2 separate regions of the Homo sapiens genome follow, and region 1 is linked to region 2. The links are chromatin contacts, found by Hi-C in ENCODE. All regions are on one chromosome and are shown on one strand. The core of a region is the stretch at or near the end of the contact, and the rest is flanking DNA. Distances in the headings are between cores, read along the strand shown. Region 1 has its middle 31 kb from the start of RFC3. Region 2 holds the start of PDS5B (PDS5 cohesin associated factor B).

What was found. Hi-C counts contacts between places; a loop is a spot of excess contacts on that map. Pooled maps may share reads with other maps.
Region 1: a pooled map shows a loop between it and region 2 (20-fold over the local background). The contact joins the enhancer-like site here to the promoter of PDS5B in region 2. A Hi-C loop is called at or near these places in 2 of 50 pooled maps.

What each region holds. Positions count from the first base shown.
Region 1 is chr13:33,785,669-33,788,863 of GRCh38, forward strand. No RefSeq gene overlaps it. Among named protein-coding and RNA genes, the nearest start is that of RFC3, 31 kb to the right of the region's middle. Within about 2 kb of position 1,648, at least 5 of the 41 ENCODE cell types and tissues checked have a DNase peak (open chromatin) inside an H3K27ac peak, as active enhancers do.
Region 2 is chr13:32,584,532-32,588,191 of GRCh38, forward strand. It overlaps PDS5B (PDS5 cohesin associated factor B), which reads left to right and starts at 1,921. Exons shown (of 35, transcript NM_015032.4): 1 at 1,921-2,062. It overlaps PDS5B-DT (PDS5B divergent transcript), which reads right to left and starts at 1,914. Exons shown (of 3, transcript XR_001749808.1): 1 at 1,846-1,914; 2 at 1,273-1,391; 3 at 487-1,038. RefSeq lists silencers at 1,606-1,975, 1,986-2,065, 2,486-2,735 and an enhancer at 2,966-3,025.

The DNA.
Region 1 (3,195 bases), core at 398-2,897, 1.2 Mb after region 2:
TGTTCTAGTTCCTATTTGAACCAGTGTTAAAGGGTCACTCCTGTTGCAAAGGGTTCTGCAGTCTTCCTTGCTTTATATGAAAAAACAATGCCCAACTGTCATTGAATTTGTGTGTGGGGTGTGTGTGTGTGTGTGTGTGTGTGTGTGTGTGTTGTCAATATGGGAACTTTATCGTGGGTTTCAAGGTGGGAAATTGATTTTGTACATATAAAAGCATTTTAGCCTTTGATTAGTCTATAAATTTAATTCAATTCCTATCAAAATTCAGCAAGGTTTCTATAGACAAAAACAAGCTTATTTTAAAATGTCTATGGAAAGGCACAAATCCTAGAATAGGTAAGAAGATTTTGAAAAAGAAGAATCAAGTTGGAGGAATCATTGTACCTGATTTTAAGATTTACTATATAGCAGTTATCAAGACGGTATGGCATTGGCAGAGGGATAAATGCATAGATCAATGGGACAGAACAGAGAACCTAGAAATAAACCACACACATATGCTCAACCGATTTTAAAAAGCACTTTATGCCTCATATTAGCACAAAATCATATTTTTATTGATTTCAGCCTCTTTTGCCTCTGGGTTTTTGTTTGCAGTGCCATTTCCGCAAACTGTACATTTCTTGTCTCTTCAGAGAAACTTCACTGACTCTTCCAGCCTGAAGTAGTATCTTCTACTTCTAAGCTTAGGAAGAAGCATTTCATATTTTGGCTTCTCATTCAAGCCAGGGATCCATAATAGGAAATTAAGACATTTTAGCACTCACAATGAAAGCAAGAGACCATAGGAGAAGAAAAGCTAGGACTGCTGAGATTATTGTAGCCTGGTTTTCTCCACTGAGCTTCCAAACTTTTCTGAGAACGGTCAATAGAATGGGTTGTAAGCTCACCGAGGCAAGAGCGGTTTCTGTCTCATTCACTGCTACATGAGTTTGCCATGTGAATTGAGTGCCCATGCTGCCAGGCACTGAGCTACCTAGACACACACAATCTTTGAACCTCTGTATCCCTACTCTACCAGCTAGCAGAGAGGAGACCCTCAAATCCTACCCTCAAGAAGTATTTGTGGACAGATTGACTGAATGACTAGGCTGAGGTTGTAGAATCAGAGAAACAAAAACCACGTAGCCGGGTGTGGTAGCTCACGCCTGTAATCCCAGCACTTTGTGAGGTCGAGGTGGATTGATCACCTGAGGACCGGAGTTCGAGACAAACTTGGCCAACATAGTGAAACCCCGTCTCTACTAAAAATACAAAAATTAGCCGGGTGTGGTGGCGGGCGCCTGTAGTCCCAGCTACTCCGGAGGCTGAGGCAGGAGAATCGCTTGAACCCGGGAGGCAGAGGTTGCAGTGAATGGAGATCGCACCACTGCACTTCAGCCTGGGAGACAGAATAAGACCCGTCAAAAAAAAAAAAAAAAAAAAAAAAAAAAGAAGAAGAAGAAGAACCACATGATAGAAACTGAAACCGAAAGAGAACCCACGATAGAATATTCTTCTTCACCTCATATTTATCTAGAGTAGTCTTCCAAACCCAAAATTTATGTTTCAACTGACCTTCTATTTGATATAAAAAATGGGTCTCTGGCTACTAAACAGTTGCAGCCTGAGAGCTCAGGTCTCCAATACCATGGAGTATGAATAAAGCAGAGTGAACCCTCTTCTTTGTGATTTCCACGTGGCTTGACACGTACTAGTCCCCACTGAGTGAGGGTCACACCTTCACTAGTTGGGGCAAATATACAGTGCACTGCAGCTAATTCTAAAATGCACAAATTCCTAGAGAATGCCAAAAGTGAAAGTGTACTGCCTCAGGGTACAGCAGAGAAAATCACAAACATTTGCAGCATCACAGCACAGCACTAAGCCTGGCCGTCTGCCTGCAGCCCTCTGGTAATTGCATTCACCTCTGAAAAGGATGTGAGGGTTAATTTCTTTAGAAACATTTTTTTTTTTCGCAGATCTCCTTGGTTGTGTCAATGGTAATTTATGTAGCAAAAATTGTAAAAACATAAGTCATTGGTCAGCCATCATATAAAACTATACTTTGGGTTACCAATAAAGAGGTTGTGAATAAGCATGTTTCCAAAAACAATTCTTAAAATATTATTTTGGAGTCTATGTTTTGGTAGGATGGCCAGATAAAATACAGGATGTCTGGTTAAATCTGAATTTCAAATAATAAAAAATGTTTTACTGTAAGTATGTCCCTTTCAACATGTGGAACATACTTATACTAAAAGAGTATTTGTTGTTTTTCTGTTTTGAGAGCTGGAGGTAGAAAGGGGGAGGGCACAAGGGATCTTTTGGGGGCAACGAAAATATTCTAAATTTGGATTGTGGTGATTCTGTAACTGAAAATTTACCAAAAAAAAACTGAATTTTGCACTTCAAATGGGTGAACTGTATGATGTGTAAATTATACTTAAATGTAGCTTAGAAAATGCCCATGTTTTATTTTAGATGACCAAGGCTAATATATTTGTATTTGATGGAAAAGTTAAATATTTTTGGTAGTGTTGTTATCAGCAAATCAGGTGATTAAAAATGGAGGAATTTTTAAAATGTTACAGTACTGTATAAACACAACATAGTTTAATATTTCTCTTACTAATCCCAGCATGCATCTTTCATGATTGTATTTTGCTATTAAAATAATTCCATCTGTAATAAAATCTTGCCAGATGTGATTCTCTGCATTTTTGTCAATGGGACAACTGGACTGCAGATATTGAGTAGTTCAAGGTCACATCACGACAGGAATGGGACCATCCCACCAGAAGCTATCTGACCCCTAGCACAATGTTGTTCCAAAATACCATGTGCAATTAATGGAGAAAACAGTTATACTCATCCTTTTTCACCCATTAAAAAAATTTTGTACTATAATAAAAATGTGCAGATGGAAATAAAAGCACCAAGGTAAGATGATGTCAAAATGACTGCAGAAAGATCTTCTGTGATAGTCATCATGCCTTTCCTTCATTCAACAGTTATTTATTGCATGACCACATGTCACACACTGTGCCCCAAGATACAGTAATGACAAACATGAGAGACACTGTTTTTACAGATCTCCCAATGAGAGAAGAATTTCTAGAATTTTTTCTTTTTTGTCATTTGACCTATATTACTTCTTCTTGTTTCTACACAGCTATTCACTCACAAGATACGATAGAAGAGATTTAAAAAATT
Region 2 (3,660 bases), core at 671-3,170:
GTGACACCTTCAGCCCTTTCAGGACTCACTGCCATATACAAGATGTAGAGTGACATTCTTAAACAATTCATACATCCAACAAAATATTTACTGAGGCTTCCAGGTGTCAAATAATGGGGATAAGAGCACTGAATAATTTATACAAAAACTCTTAGCCGGGCATGGTGGCTCACGCCTGTAATCCTAGCACTTTGGGAGGCTGAGGCAGGCAGATCACGAGGTCAGGAGATCGAGACCATCCTGGCCAACATGGTGAAACTCTGTCTCTACTAAGAATTACAAAAAATTAGCTGAGAGTGGTGGTGTGTGCCTGTAGTCCCAGCTGCTTGGGAGGCTGAGGCAGGGGAATTGCGTGAACTCAAGAGGGAGGTTGCAGCGAGCCAAGATCGCGCCACTGCACTCCAGCTTGGCGACAGATCAAGACTCCATCTCAAAAAAAAAAAAAAAAAAAAGAAAGAAAAAAGAAAAAAAAATTCTTGCTTTCATCCTGGCTTTCTTCTGAAACTTTCTGGCTTCCTGGCTTTGGAGGTTTGGGAATTGAAGAAAATAAAGTAAAAAACATAATAAAAACAACCAAAGAGGAAAGGTTTTTCTAGATCTAGACATCCTACTCTCCCATACAAGATTTATGTTGATGGAACAACGATGTAAAATAAGAAAATTCCTGAGATAATTTTAAAAAGAGGGCAGAAAAAACTCATAGTAGACTTCATCGAGGAATGTATAAAATGGGTAGAACCTGGAGTATTCAGTGGCAAAATCTTGGACACAGGAATACAGTAACACAACATATTGGTCTAGCAAGCACTGGAGGAGACTGAGGCGGAATTGTCCAGCGAATCCCACAAAAATGGAAATGAAGAGGTCTCAGTATCTCTAGGTGCCCGGGTCCGATGGAATACCGATGTACATACCTTTTCTAACACAGTAGCATTAGTTTATATATCAGCATTACCTCTCTTTTGTTTCAGTTGATAAGTATCCTACTGTAATCCATTCATTCACACTTTGCTTGTTCATTGTTGAAACAAATTCTCCCTGGAACAAAATTCTAGTAACCAAATACATCATATCAGGGGAAACTTCCTTACAGCAGGGATGGTATTAAAGTAAAAAGAGGAGGAAGTCCCTTCTTCAGCTCTGGCAGGGACCCGGCTGGGGAGGAAACCTTCCCGCAAGGTAGGTGATCTGCTGTGGTGACCAGGCTAAACCCACTCTACAGCTGCAGGAGGGACTGGCATCCCTTAGAGGTGAAGAGGGGAGGAGACCCACCTCCTGGAATGTGTCCCTGTGGTCTCCAGATGATTTCTTCCTCTAATAAGGACAATTCTGCCAAAGGAATGGAATGCTTCGTCACAGGCTCAATTACTCTGTCTCCGCCAGCCTACCACCTATAAACAATTCCTCAAATTAGGAAAGCGGGGAGATTTAATAAAGACATAACACGTAAAGTGTAGGAAAACTATTTGTATGGCATTCCGAGACGACTAGGTCAGAGTTAACAAGTAAGGAGCAAAGTAGTTAATAATACCAATTCTGTTTACCCATCACAACACCTGTGCTGAATGTCAGGGTTTAAAAAAATCTCCCAACCTTTATCTAAAAAGATAGGGCTACGTAACAATCGGTGTGGTTTTTGTCGGTAGAGGTCTAGGAAGCCGCAAGAGTAGTGGACGCCTTGACAGCTGCCCTTCTCGCGGGCCCCGCGGCGGCGTGCCCGTGTGGTTGCGTGCGCGCGGACGGGGCGGGGCTGAGGAGGGACGTGCGCGCGCGCGGACGGGGCGGGGTGGAGCTCGGAGGGCGGACGCGCTCGGGGCCGTCTGGTCGGCAGGGGGCGCTGCGCACCCATGCCGCGCTCTGCCTGCCCCCGGGTGCTGTCCGCGGCGGTTCGATTGGAGCAGCCGCCGAAGAGCGCTTGGCGCCATTTTGAAGCGGAGAGGAGGAGGAACGGCAGGGCTGGCTGCGGAAGGGGAGGGGGGGGGAGAAGGCGATTGGATGCGGCGGCGGCGGCGGATCCCGGAGAGCCCCGGAGTGAGCGGAGTAGCGAGTCGGCAACCCGGAGGTAGGAAACAATTCAGTTAACGGAAAGAAAATGTCTCTCTTCTCTGGCTGCGGCGCTCCATTTTTCAGCGGCCGCCACTGCCGCTGTGTGCGTGTGTGTGGCAGGGCTGAAGCGCCGCCCGCCTGGGTGCCAGGCGCGACTCGCCTCCCGGCATCGGGGGCTGCAGCGGGTGGCTGCCTGGCGGTGGCCCGGGGCGGGGGTCGCGGGGCGCGGGCCGGCTGCGCGGTGGGGGTGGGGAGGGCCCCGCGGCCGGCGCGCGCCTCCACGCCGCGGGTTCTGCCGCAGCCTCTGGAAAATTAAACTTGCCGCTCTGATCCCGGCCGGGGCGGCGGCGGCGGCGGGCGGTGACCTTGCGCGCGGGCGGGGGTCTCGGGGCCGCCCGGCCGCCCGCGCCCTCCCGCCGCCGCCGTCGCCGCCGCCGCGCCCCTCCCCCCGCGCCCCGGCCGGCCGGCGGCTGTTTCCCGGGCGGCAGGCGGGCGGCGCGGTGCTCCTGTTGAATCCTCCCGCGGGCGGGCTTCTCCCCCTTCCGGGCGAGGGGCGGGCGGGGACCGCGGGTCGGGGCCGCGGGCGCTCTCGCCCCCGCCGCCGGGTCCCCGCGCGCCGCCTGGCCTCCGCTTCGGGCCAGGGGACGGGCTGAGCGTGACATTTTTGCACTGTCCCTCGCCGCTCGCCGGAGGGAAATCGCGCTCACCGCGCCACCCCGAGTGGTCCCCGAGCAGCCAGTTGAGGAAGAGCCCAGCACTGGCGTGGAGGGACTCCTCCCAGGCCACAACTGGGTTCTAGCTTTCCTTTCAGAAGGAACGGCGGGGAAAATGGTGTGCAATTGTGACTCGTTATTGTTTTTACACTGTTATTTTAATGTTACTTTAAAAGTTTTCGGTCCGGAGAAAAACCTTGTTTGTTGTTGTTGCTGCTACTGCTGTTGGTTTTTGGTAGAGACGTGAAAGCTAACTCTTAAGTAGCTCGACAGTTATTTTGGACGAATGACTGAAACCAGAAACGCCGCCCCTCGCCTTCGGAGCTGCAGGCTGCTGCGTTCCTTGCCGCGGACGGGGCGAGCTCCGGGAAGGGTTGGTAGAGCAGCTACCCACCCACTCCACGCGCGTCTTCAACAGCCTCTCTCCCCCAGCGAGGGTTAACCCTTTTTTATGTCGAAGAAAGTGCTTCTCGTACTTTTAATAAGAGGTGATGGATGGGCAGTGGTGCCCAGACTGATCCTACCCTGTTGATGAAATAGTTTCGAAAACTTTGGGTATAGCCTTAATTTAGAGGGTTGGTCTGCGGTGTGGAGAGAGTTGGGTAATCCTATACTATCTTCCTAATGAACTTCAAAAACTCAAGTTGTGTTTACATACAGGAGGCGAGCTGTAAATAAATCGTAATTACCCAATGCTTGAACGGCAGTATAGTCATTGTTCTCAGTTAACACATCCCGAGTTCCCAGACAGAACGTTTTTTATATTAACTCATGTAGTGGTCAGGTAAAGTAATTAAAAGCCACAAATATGGACTTGAAAGACAGCTCTTCATGCAGTACACATGTCTGAGATGTTCGCATCTTTAGGGACAATAAAATGAGTATTCAATGGTGTATGCAG